3 separate regions of the Homo sapiens genome follow, and regions 1 and 2 are each linked to region 3. The links are chromatin contacts, found by Hi-C or POLR2A ChIA-PET in ENCODE. All regions are on one chromosome and are shown on one strand. The core of a region is the stretch at or near the end of the contact, and the rest is flanking DNA. Distances in the headings are between cores, read along the strand shown. Region 1 holds the start of SLC8B1 (solute carrier family 8 member B1). Region 2 holds the start of PLBD2 (phospholipase B domain containing 2). Region 3 overlaps TPCN1 (two pore segment channel 1).

Region 1 (3,769 bases), core at 1-2,500, 35 kb after region 3:
CCACCATGCCCAGCTAATTTTTGTATTTTTAACGGAGACGGGGTTTCGCCATGTTGGCCAGGCTGGTCTGGAACTCCTAGCCTCAAGTGATCTGCCGGCCTTGACCTCTCAAAGTGCTGGGACTACAGGCGTGAGCCACCACACCCAGCAGAGGAATTCCAGAACCTGCCCAAGGTCACACAGCAAGAGGGTCACAGAGCCCACAGCCCCTCCGACAGGGAACTTAAGGGCAAGAAGGAAGTTGAGTTGCTCAAAGACCGCGGGTTAGCAGTGGGGCCGGGCTGGTCACCACCATGTGCCTCTTCCCTCAAGACCAGGGCCAAAATGGCTTCAATATATTTCAAAGGAATTAAACTGGAAAAACAAAAGTCCTCAGCAAACTAAATTTCCTGTTTTGGCTTTTTCATGTGTTCTACGATGAGTATGTCTTATTTTTGCAATCAGGAAACCAAACCCCATAAAAACGTTTTTTTCTTTAAGTCTGCGCAGGTGTTTCTCAATGTACTGGCAGCCTGAGGGGAGGGAGAGGAGGTAGGGAGGGGAAGAGAGGTCAGAAAGGCGCCTGTCCCAGCCAGGTTCCTTACCTGTCCACGGAAGACACGGCCCTTCCTCTTCTATGGTTCTCCCGAACCCCTCCAACTGGAGTCCGAGTTACTCTATTTGGCACCAAGTTCAAACAGGACACCCCTGGTTTCAAATTCGTCTCGGCCACTTACTATCTGTGTGGCCTTAAGGAAGTCACTTCACCTCTCTGGGCCTCTTATTCCTCATGTGTGAAATGGACACAAATGCTGGCCGACGCGGTATACAATAAGAGCTCAATAAATGTTCGCGTCCCTGATGTCCCCAACACCTGAAGATCAGCATGCGTCTCGTCTCTCTTTGCTGCCGATTTATTTTACTGATTCACTAGTGAGCATTTATTGAGCGCCTTCTGTACGCGTGGGCCGATGCCCAGCGCTCGGATGGTCGCCGACCTGCTAAGGGACAGGGGCGGGAAATCGGGGCTGCGCTTCCCAGGAAAGAGACCTCAGGAACATCTCCGTGCTCCGTTTCCCGTCCGGACGGAGGCTGAGAAGTCGAACTCGGGGCGCCCGGGTCCTCCGGCCGTGCGGGGAGGCGGCTCTTTCTTACCTCGGGCCGGGCCTGGGACCAGCAAACTCCGAACCTCGACCTCGCAGGGCCTCGCAGCCTTCCAGGTCCCTGGCCGCCGGACCGACCTTGCGCCAGCGAAGCCGCCAGTCCGGGTGCCCCGCCTGCTGCAGCGTCCGGGCCCCTACTCTTCCCGTCCGGGCCCGCCCCGGCTCGCCCCGCCCCGGTCTCGGCCACGCCCTCAGGACACGCCCCCTCGGGGCTCGCCCCGCCCCTGCCCTTAAAGGTACAGCTCCCGGGGAGCTTCGTAGGGTCTTCCCACTCTCCACCGTCCTCTCCCTCCGCTTTGAAACTGAGATACAAGCCGATGGGTAAGGACTGCAGGAAGCCGGAGAGGGACATTTAGAGGGTGAAACTAGGAGGTTCATTTCCCGAGGGTAGAGGAACCAGAGGGTGTCAAGCTGCTCCTGGTAATGAATGGTGACAAAGAGGTTTGGGAAAATCCCAGGTGGAGAAAGCCCCACCCTGCCCAGGAAAGTTCTCGCGGTTTCACTGAAATCCTTCTGAGATCCTAATTGGGTTCAACATTCCCCTCTAGTAGCATAGCTTTTTTTTTTTAATTTAAATTTTAATTTTTTAAGCCAGGGTCTCACTCTATCGCCCAGGCTGGAATGCAGTAGCAGCTGTCACGGCTCACTAAAGCCTCGACCTCCGAGGCTCAAGCAATCCTCCCACCTCGGCCTCCCAAGTAGCTGGGACTGCAGGCAAGTGCCATCATGCCCGGCTAATTTTGTTCATTTTTTGTAAAATGTTCTTACTATGTTGGTCAAACTGGTCACGAACTCCTGGGCTTATATAATCCTCCCGCCTCAGCCTCCCACGTAGCTGAGACCACAGGTGTGTGCCACCAAACCAGGCTAGTTTTTAAAATTTTTTATAGAGACGAGGTCTCTATATGTTGCCCAAGTTGGTCTCAAACTCCTGGTCTCAAGCGATCCTTCTGCCTCTGCCTCCCAAAGTGTCAGAGCTGTGTAAACCAGAGCAACTCCATCTCGAGTGGGGCTGGGTAAAATGAGGCTGAGACCTACTGGGCTGCATTCCCAGACGGTTAAGGCATTCTAAGTCACAGGTTGAGATAGAAGGTGGGCACAAGATACAGGTTATCATAAAGACCTTGCTGATAAAACAGGTTGCAGTAAAGGAGCCAGCCCAAACCCACCAAAACCAAGATGGTGACAAGAATGACCTCTGGTTGTCCTCACTGCTGCACTCCCATCAGCGCCATGGCAGTTTACAAATGCCATGGCAACGTCAGGAAGTTACCCTATATGGTCTAAAAAGGGGAAACATAGATAATCCACCCCTTGTTTAGCATATCATCAAGAAATAACCATAAAAATGGGCAACCAGCAGCCCTCAGGGCTGTTCTGCCTATGGAGTAGCCATTCTTTTATTCCTTTACTTTCTCAATAAACTTGCTTTCACTTTACTCTATGGAATCACCCTGAATTCGTTCTTGCGCGAGATCCAAGAACCCTATCTTAGGGTCTGGATCAGGACCCCTTTCCTGTAACAAAAGTGCTTGGATTACAGGTGTGAGCCACCATGCCCACCTTTTTATCTAATATTTAAAATTTGTATTTAATTTTTTCCCTTTTCTTTTTGCTAATCTCTGTATTGTTCCAATTTTAGTATATGTGCTGCCGAAGGGGGCACATAGCATCGTTTTTAAAAGAAGGTGGCAAACAAATCAAGACCGAGGAGTTAGTGATCTGCTGATGGATGTACCAGTATCTCCCCCTATTTCCAGTTTCCCAGCCTCCTGGGGAAGCTCTGTTCATCCTGCCTTTTCTTCTGTTGGGGGGATGGGGGAATGGGAGGAGGCAGGCATGGGGCCTGGACCTGGGGTCCTTAAGGCTGGAGTGTGTCCTCCCAGGCCACTCCTGCCTGCAGCCCCACTTCTGCCATTAGCATGCATCTAGTCACCCCATCTCTTATCCTTACGGTAGGACCTGCTTCCTCGTCATGGGCAGGACCCAGGCCCAACGCCAAGCCTGGCATTCAAGGCCCTTCAGCATCCAGCCCTAGCACACCTTTCTGAAATCGTCTTTCACCCCTACCTCCACCTCCTGCCCAGTAGTGCTCCCTGTTCCCTGAACGTATCGGCCTCTTGCTCACAGCCACCTGCCTCTGCTCCTTCCGAGCCCCCTGCCCTGATGACACCCTATCTCTTTTCCACCTGACAAACTCTTACTCATGTTGTCAGGCTCAGCTCAGAGGTCACCGCCACTAGGGGGTCTTCCACCCTCCCCCCAACCCCTCCACATGGCCACAGGGCTCCCCACCTTCAGAGCACACCTCTAATTCCCACCTCTGGGCAGGTGACATTGTGATCTGGAGCATGATGTGTTTGGAATCGCAGAACATCAGGTTTCTGTAGGACCTTCTATAAACACTTAGAGCCTCTCTTTGAGCCTCAGTTTCCCCCTTGGTGAAATGGGAGTGATACTAGTACCAACCTCCTGAGGTCCTTCCAGATGTTTTTCCTTATCTTTTTTGAGACAGGGTCTCCTTCTGTCACCCAGGCTAGAATGCAGTGGTGTGATCTTGGCTCACTGCATCCTTGACCTCCTGGGCTCAAGCGATCCTCCCGCCTCAGCTTCCCAAGTAGCTGTGA
Region 2 (4,123 bases), core at 1,124-3,623, 59 kb after region 3:
ATACGCTCTCTCACCATATATTTCTCTGAATGTTTATTTTCAGTGTAGCTTTAATTTGCATTTCTCCTATAGTGAATGAAGCAAGCATTTTTCATAAATATAATGGTCACTTCTACATCTTTGTTCATGAATTATTTGCTGATGCTTTTTGCCCATGTTTTCTGTCTGGTTTTCACATTTTCCTTCTCAAACCTTTTCTTTCTTTCTTTCTTTCTTTCTTTCTTTCTTTCTTTCTTTCTTTCTTCCTTCCTTCCTTCCTTCCTTCCTTCCTTCCTTCCTTTCTTCCTTCCCTTCCTTCCCTTTCCCTCCCTCCCTCCCTTCCTTCCTTCCTTTTCTCTCTCTTTCTCTCTCTCTCTCTCTCTTTCCTTTTTGACAACTTCTTGCTCTGTTGCCCAGGCTGTAGTGCAACTCACTGTAGCCTCGACTTCCTAGGCTCAAGCAATCCTCCCCCCTCGGCCTCCCAGTAGCTGGGACTGAGGCAGAAATTAAAATAATAATAATAATAAGTACTACATATATTCACTCCAAGAGAAGTAAGAGCTAAGGCCCAGAATGTGGCAAGGCAAGGGTTAAAAAAGAAGAAGAACAAGTTTTCCTCTGCTTAGCAGCTCACTTCAAGGACAGTTATAAGATAACGCTGTCCGAAAAGCCAAGGCCAGAGGACTGGGCTCCAGACCCCGCCCTCCACCCCACCGCCCGCCTCCAGAGCAAGGTTGAAGGAAAAAAAAGAGAGAAAGACAAATTATTTTATTGCTATTCCTTTCCTTGGTCTCTTAAGCATGACTATGTTTTACAAACCTCTCTATTTAGCCAGTTCTTGTTTTACTTTTGATGCAGCTACAAGGCCACCAGCTATGCAAGGCCACAAGTTATGCACTATATGATTAACTACTTTTGTTTTACCTTTCTAAGCTTGCTTATAAAAACCCCACAATATCTTTGTTCTAGGCTCAGCTTTTTGGATGTGAATCCACTGAGCCAGTGCGTACGTTGAAATAAACATCCTCCTGTTCTCTCATATTGGTCTCTCCGTTCCTCAGTTTCCCACAACAGGACTACAGGTGTGCACCACCAAGCTCAGCTAATTTTTATATTTTATAGAGACAGAGTCTTGCCAGGTTTCCTAGGCTGGTCTCAAACTCCTGGGCTCAAGCATTCCTCCCACCTTGGCCACCCAAAGTGCTGTGATTACAGGCATGAACCACTCACCTGGCCTTCCCTCTCAAATTTTAAGAGTTCCTGATATATTATATGATATATGTTGAGATATATATACATATATATATGTAATGTATATATATGATATATGTTGCAAATAGTTTCTCCTGGTCTGTCAGATGTCTTTTGACTTTGCTTATTGAGTTTTTTGACATGAAAAAGTTAAAAAATTTATACAGTCAAATGCATTAATCTTTTATTGCATCTAGGTTTTTTTTTTTTTTTTTTTCTTTTGAGACAAGGTCTCATTCTGGTTGCTCAGGCTGGAGTGCAGTGGTGCAATCTCGACTCTCTGCAGCCTCGACCTTCCGGGCTCAGGTGATTTTCCTACCTCAGTCTCCCGAGTAGCTGGGACTATAGGCGCGCCTCACTGCGTCCGGCTACTTTTTTGTATTTTTAGTAGAGACGGGGGTTTCACCATGTTGCCCAGGCTGGTCTTGAACTCCTGAACTCGCCCGCCCTGGCCTCCTGGAGTGTTGGGATTACAGGCGTGAGCCACCGCGCCCGACGGCATCTAGGTTTTGAGTAGTAGTTAGACAGCTTTTTCCCACACACATGTAAAAAGGGTATTTGAGGGACAATGGGAAAAGTTGGAATAAAGACTGCATTAGATAACTGTATTAAATAAATGGCAAATACCATTAAATAAATCTGGCCGGGCGCGGTGGCTCACCCCTGTAATCCCAGCACTTTGGGAGGCTGAGGCAGGCGGATCACCTGAGGTCAGGAGTTCAAGACCAGCCTGGCCAACATGGCGAAACCCCGTCTGTACTGAAATTACATAAATCAGCTGGGCGTGGTGGTGCGCGCCTGTAATCCCACCTACTCAGGAGGATGAGGCAGGAGAATCGCTTGAACCCGGGAGGCGGAGGTGGCAATGAGCCGAGATCGCGTCACTGCACTCCAGTCTGGGCGACATATGGAGGTTTTGTCTTGTCTCAAAAAAAAAAAAAAAAAAAAACTTGGGGAAGTGTGCTAAACCGGGTTTGCGTAGGTGGAAGGGGCGGCCGGGCTCTTTAAGGTGGGTCCCGCCCCGTAGGCCTCCCCTCGCGCCAGCCCCTCCCATCCCGGAAAGGCTCAGCCCAAGCCCGGCCCCGCCCGCCCTCGGCCCCGCCCATGGCAGAGCGCAGTCACGTGACCCGGGCTGCGGGGCGCAGCATTGTGCGGTCATGGTGGGCCAGATGTACTGCTACCCCGGCAGCCACCTGGCCCGGGCGCTGACGCGGGCGCTGGCGCTGGCCCTGGTGCTGGCCCTGCTGGTCGGGCCGTTCCTGAGCGGCCTGGCGGGGGCGATCCCAGCGCCGGGGGGCCGCTGGGCGCGCGATGGGCAGGTCCCTCCAGCCTCCCGCAGCCGCTCGGTGCTCCTGGACGTCTCGGCGGGCCAGCTGCTTATGGTGGACGGACGCCACCCTGACGCCGTGGCCTGGGCCAACCTCACCAACGCCATCCGCGAGACTGGGTAAGGGTTGGCTTATCCCCACGCGGGGCCATCGGGGGAGGGGGATGCGTGGGCGCCGGACCTCGCCTGTTCCCGGGACCGGCCTCTTGCCGGGTGGGAACGCCCGTTTCTCTGGGGGTCAGCTACTCCCGAGGCTGCAGCACCGCCCTGCGGGCCAAGTACCCTGTTTGGGAGCTGGCTACTGCGGCATCCCTCACCTCATGGGGCCAGTCCCTTGCCTTCAGCCAGTGGTGACAGTACTTCTGTCCCCAAGAAGCCAGTTCCCTACCACCGAGGCCGCAGTGCCTGCATCTGGATCAGGTCCATGGCTGGTGGGTAAATTCTATCCTCACGGGGACCTGCTCCCTTCCCTAGACTTTGCCTCCTCACCCCATGGAGGCCAGCCCCCTGTCCCCAGGCCTGAGGGGTGATGAGAACTCAGCAGGAGACTAATTCTTACCTGCTTGGCTGTGGCTTGCTCGTGGGTGCCAGCACCCTGCCTCCCTTCCAGTGCCAGGTCAGCAGGACTGAACCTGGGTTCCAGGCTAGTCCAAAAGCAGAGGGTCCCTAAAGTCACATAGACCCATTTAGTATCCTGCTAGGGCTCTGCTCCTCCCTTGTCTTCTGTGTCCTGGTCCAAGGGGAAGTCCTTGGCTGGATGCCGTGTTTGGCAGCCATGCTCACCATCTTTATTGCTGGAACCCAGGCTGTCATTCTGATGTGTGAGTCTCACCTAACTCCTCCGCCTGTCTGGGCTCCCGTTTCCCCATCTGTGGCCCAGATTTTGAGGATGTGCTCTAGTTGGGTGGTCATGTGCTGCAAGTTCTGTACAAGGGCTTGTGCCCATTCATTTATTCATTACCCTGATGGTTGGCCTTAGGGACACAGCTGAGCAGCTGTCTCTACTCAGTGGGAAACACAGACAGCGATAGAAGAGAAATCAGAGTCAGTGGGAGTGGGAAGGATCAGCTTCAAAGCCTTGTCAGCAGGGCCCAGACGCTGGATCAGGCTGTGCTGGGGGATCCTAGGGAACCCGGGGTGCATCCGTCATATCCTAGTGTCCAGATGATGCTAGGGAACCCTAGCACTAGGATGTGCCCAGGATGTGGTCTGTGCTCAGACCACACTGCCCCCTGCAGCAGAAAGGGCCTCCTCCCACTTTAGCCCCTATCCATTTTACTGGCATCCATTGGCTTCTGCAGGTGTTAGGGAGACACAGGATGCCGAGGACACCCCCATTCTGGTGGCACTTGGGGGGTACATCAAGTAGACGTGAGATTTGGGGGAGATATTTGCACAGACACAGGGGCACTGGTTGGGGTAAATCTGGGAAGGCTCCCAGAGAGAGGAGGCCACAGAGTGAGCTGGCATCTGTGGAGGGAACTGAAGCTTTGTGGCTGGCCTCGGGGGCTGCCGGGACTCTTGGATCTGGTGACCCGTTCTTTGCTGACTCACTCATGTTTTTGG
Region 3 (4,026 bases), core at 303-2,802:
GGGACAGCTATCCCCAGGTTATGCCTGGCCCCACCCAGCAGGGAGTTGGGGTCCCCCCACAGGCTGTGAGCTCTGTGGGCCCTGGGATGTGATCTAGCTCAGATGCCCTCTCATCCTTGATGTCATAGTTGAGTGCACCCAAGTGGCACCCACTGGCGGCCAGGGGCACAGCCTGGTGGTGGTGGCAATAGAACTGTGCCCCTCCTCAGCTCCTCGCTTCCCCTCCCACAGCCCCAGCCTTACTCCACCATGCGGACAATCATTTTGTACGGATCACGGGAGCAATGCTGTACGGTTTTGTACACTGGTGGTTTGTTTCCTAGAAAACCCATTGTGTCTCTGGATTTCTAGCACATTACTAAAAGAGCCTCTGCTTTGTAAACATGGCTGCTGCCTCTTGACTTCTGTGGCTTTGGGTATTGTCGGGAGAGTGGCCCCATCCAAGGCCATGGCCATTCCTGATCCTGCCTCAGCCCCACCCCGAGCTGTGCCCTGGGGTCAGCCACTTGGCACTGGCCCCAGGTGAGGAAGAACTGGTAAAAGTTGGGGGTGTCATTTTCTCTACACTTGAAATTTTGACTTTTTTTTTATTTGGAAAAGAGACAGTTGAATCCCTTTTCTTTACCAGCATAAGGCAGTCAGGCAAACCTAAGAGTTGCTTATTTCGGCAACATAAGGCGGGGTCATTGCATGACAGCAAGAAGGCACGAGGTCCCCTCATCTGTCCTTTCCCAGCTCGCAGGCCTTGGAACCCCGCCCAGGGCCCCGCTGAGGGAGGCACAGGCACAGTCCTACCGACTCCTGCCTGGCAGCTGGAGGAGCCCAGGTTCCAGCACAAAGGAGTCTGTGGACAGGCAGGGGCAGAATCCTGGAGGGAGCGCCTGAGCCACCATCCCATGTGGCAGCTGCTGGCGTAGCAGTGCCTCGGGCTGGCATCGTTTTGGAAGCAAGTGGGTTCAGTGAAGTGTGTTGCCACGAATAGCACCCGCTGCTTTTGGCTTTATTAACGTGGCAAGGAGAAATTCAAAATTAAGTATGTCTCGAATTCTGTTTGTGGCAGATGGTGCGGCTCTGGAGCTCAGCCCTCGGCGGCCTGATTCCCAGGGGTCCAAGCCACCCTCATTCTCTGAGTCAGGGTTGGGCAGCCACTTGTGTCCTGAGAAGGTGCCAGAAGGCCTGAAGCCCAGGCAAGGGGAACGGGCAGTGCCTGTGCCTCGGGGGTACCTCCAGCATGGCCTGGAGCACATCCAGCCATCCCCTTCCCCCAAACTCCAGCCCTTCTCAGAGGGGCTCTGGGGGTCATTCAAGGGGGACTTCTAGCTTCTCTCTGGAACCCTTTGTCCAGAGCAAAGCCAGGTTTCCAAGGTCCCCACGGCAAGGCTGTTGGGTGCTGGCAGCAAGAGGTACACAGCAGTTCTCCCAGCTCACAGCAGTGACCTCAGATCTCCAGCAGCAAGGGCCGCACTCTCGTGCCCACAAGGGCCTTGCAGAAATGCTCCGGTCCCTGGGCCTCCCCCGGCAGGAGGGGCGGGGCTCCTGCCTGCAGTGAGGCCACAGCACTAAGCGGCTTCAGTCACATGCTTTTCAGGTGAATCACTCCAAATTCAGTGAGGAGGGCCACGACAAGGAAGTTCAGGTAGAAGAGGAGCAGGCAGAAGCCATAGACTCTGCTGAGCTGGAAGCACTGCAATGGGACTGAGACCAGGGAGAAGACGAGGCTGAGCCCCAGGGCGCCTGCCAGGACCCACACCAGCAGTCCGTCTGGCTCCAGCTGTGGAAGAATGAGGGGAGAGAGGCTGAGTCACTGCCCGTCACAGGCCCCGCCCCGTCTGTGGCCAACACAACAATGCAGCCTCAACAACAATGCAGCCTCAACAACAATGCAGCCTCAGCAACAATGCAGCCTCAGCAACAATGCAGCCTCAACAACAATCCAGCCTCAACAACAATGCACCCTCAACAACAATGCACCCTCAACAACAATGCAATCTCAGCCGAGCACAGTGGCTCATGCCTGTAATTCCAGCACTTTGGGAGGCTGAGGCAGGTGGATCACCTGAGGTCAGGAGTTCGACCTGTATTGGCCAGGAGTTCGAGACCACTGGCCAATACAGTGAAACCCTGTATCTACTAAAAATACAAAAATTAGCCAGACATGGCAGTGTGCTACTGGGGAGGCTGAGGCAGGAGAATCACTTGAACTCAGGAGGCGGAGGTTGCAGTAAGCCGACATCGTGCTACTGCACTCCAGCTTGGGTGATGGAGTAAGACTCTGTCTCAAAAAATAAATAAAATAACAACAACAACAACAACAACAATGCAGCCTCAACAGTGTTTGAGGGCACCAGCTGGGGGCCACTTAAGGAAGACTGGCCTGCAGCAGCCCGGCCTGCCCTGTGGGATGGCATGCCCCACCCTGAAGTTACCCAGACGTGGCCCCAGAAGTTTCCAGACGCAGAAACAGCAGGGAAAAGGAACCTTCTCTTCCAACTTCAGCCAGGTCCACCTGCCTGGGTGCCTCTCCCCTGCCTCGAGTCAGATGTCATTATAATTCCCTCTGTTTTTAATGCTGAACTCTAGTCAACGACATGCACAAGCGGATGTTCACCACTTACTGTGAAATGCATCAAGAAACAATATGGATGCGTTAGGCCGGGCAGGGTGGCTCAGGCCTGTAATCCCAACACTTTGGGAGGCCAAAGCGGGCAGATCACTTGAAGTTAGGAGTTCGAGACCAGCCTGACCAACATGGTGAAACCCCGTCTCTATTAAAAATACCAAAATTAGCCAGGTGTGGTAGCACATGCCTGTAATCCCAGCTACTCGGGAGGCTGAGGCAGGAGAATCACTTGAACCTGGGAGGTGGAGGCTGCAGCGAGCCAAGATTGCACCACTGCACTCCAGCCTGGGTGACAGAGCAAAACTCCATCTCAAAAAACAAAAGAAGAAAAAAGAAAAGAATAGATGGAGGCATGGACAGACAGGCATGGACAAACAGACAACAAAGCAAAGGCAGCCAAACATAAACAGTAGAGTCTGGGTGGTGGGAATATGTGTGTCTATCATACAAGTCTTTTAACTGTTCTATGTTTGAGTTTTCATAATAAAATGGAAAAAATCTTTATAAGGCTTTTTTTTTTTTTTTTTTTTGACATGGAGTCTCACTCTTGTTGCCCAGGCTGGAGTGCAATGGCGTGATCTCAGCTCACAGCAACCTCTACCTCCCAAGTTCAAGTGATTCTCCTGCCTCAGCCTCCCGAGTAGCTGGGATTACAGGTGTCTGCCACCACGCCTGGCTAATTTTTTTGTATTTTTAGTAGAGATGGAGTTTCACCATGTTGGCCAGACTGTTCTCGAACTCCTGACCTCAAGTGATCTGCCCACCATGGCCTCCCAAAGTGCTGGGATTACATGTGTGAACCACCGCACCCAGCCCATAAGGTTTTTGAAGAAATGGCAGCTATAAGTATCTACTGAGTGCCTGCTCTATGCCAGGCATTGTGCGAAGGGCCTAACAGGCACTGTCGTCTTTGATCTAACAATAGTCTTGTATGGTGGGTACTAGGATGGACTCCATTTTACAGATGAGGAAACCAAGACCCTTAGACTTGACTGACTTGTCCAAGGTGCTCAGCAGCACTGGGCCTGGCACCTCTGCCTGACTCTGAACTTGGGAGGATGCCGCCTTCTGGGTGAAGGAGGGGATGGATGAATGATAAAGGAGTGGCAGCAGCAGAAATGAATGAGCGAGAGCCAAAGTGTCAGGCACAAGACAGGCTCCTCTGCGGGAGGAGGAGCTGACAGCAACTCCCGTTCTCTAGAACTGGGGAGGAGCCTGCAGATTTCAGCTGCAGGTTTTTATATGTGTAGTAGGATAAGTAGTGCCCCACCCCCAACAAATTCACGCCCATCCGGAAGCTCAGCATGTGGCCTTACCTGAAATAGGGTCTTTGCAAATATAATAAGCTAAGGGTTTCAAGATACAATCATCTTGGACTTAGGGTGGCCCCTAAATCCAATGACTCA

The links. Hi-C counts contacts between places; a loop is a spot of excess contacts on that map. ChIA-PET counts read pairs that join two places held with the same protein, here RNA polymerase II (POLR2A). Pooled maps may share reads with other maps.
Region 1: a loop to region 3 is called in a map of Caco-2, with 8 times the contacts of the local background. The contact joins the promoter of SLC8B1 here to the enhancer-like site in region 3. A Hi-C loop is called at or near these places in 2 of 168 maps with a recorded cell type or tissue (Caco-2 and endothelial cell of hepatic sinusoid) and 3 of 50 pooled maps. POLR2A ChIA-PET finds 5 or more read pairs at or near these places in 14 of 52 experiments (AG04450, GM10248, GM12878 and 9 more).
Region 2: a loop to region 3 is called in a map of ascending aorta, with 8 times the contacts of the local background. The contact joins the promoter of PLBD2 here to the enhancer-like site in region 3. A Hi-C loop is called at or near these places in 1 of 168 maps with a recorded cell type or tissue (ascending aorta) and 4 of 50 pooled maps. POLR2A ChIA-PET finds 5 or more read pairs at or near these places in 9 of 52 experiments (A673, AG04450, GM12878 and 5 more).

What each region holds. Positions count from the first base shown.
Region 1 is chr12:113,333,859-113,337,627 of GRCh38, forward strand. It overlaps SLC8B1 (solute carrier family 8 member B1), which reads right to left and starts at 1,251. Exons shown (of 16, transcript NM_001358345.2): 1 at 585-1,251. RefSeq lists a silencer at 1,172-1,461.
Region 2 is chr12:113,356,214-113,360,336 of GRCh38, forward strand. It overlaps PLBD2 (phospholipase B domain containing 2), which reads left to right and starts at 2,374. Exons shown (of 12, transcript NM_173542.4): 1 at 2,374-2,677. The coding sequence starts at 2,388. LOC105369989 (a long non-coding RNA gene) reads right to left here and starts at 3,297. Exons shown (of 3, transcript XR_945346.3): 1 at 3,117-3,297. RefSeq lists silencers at 2,188-2,687, 2,738-2,797 and an enhancer at 3,133-3,632.
Region 3 is chr12:113,298,204-113,302,229 of GRCh38, forward strand. TPCN1 (two pore segment channel 1) reads left to right here. Exons shown (of 28, transcript NM_017901.6): 28 at 1-382. SLC8B1 (solute carrier family 8 member B1) reads right to left here. Exons shown (of 16, transcript NM_001358345.2): 16 at 568-1,771. The coding sequence ends at 1,574. Among named protein-coding and RNA genes, the nearest start is that of MIR6762, 8.7 kb to the left of the region's middle. RefSeq lists enhancers at 189-886, 887-1,582 and a silencer at 1,621-1,915. Within about 2 kb of position 1,553, at least 29 of the 41 ENCODE cell types and tissues checked have a DNase peak (open chromatin) inside an H3K27ac peak, as active enhancers do; they include PC-9 and ascending aorta, where a contact is called at or near this core.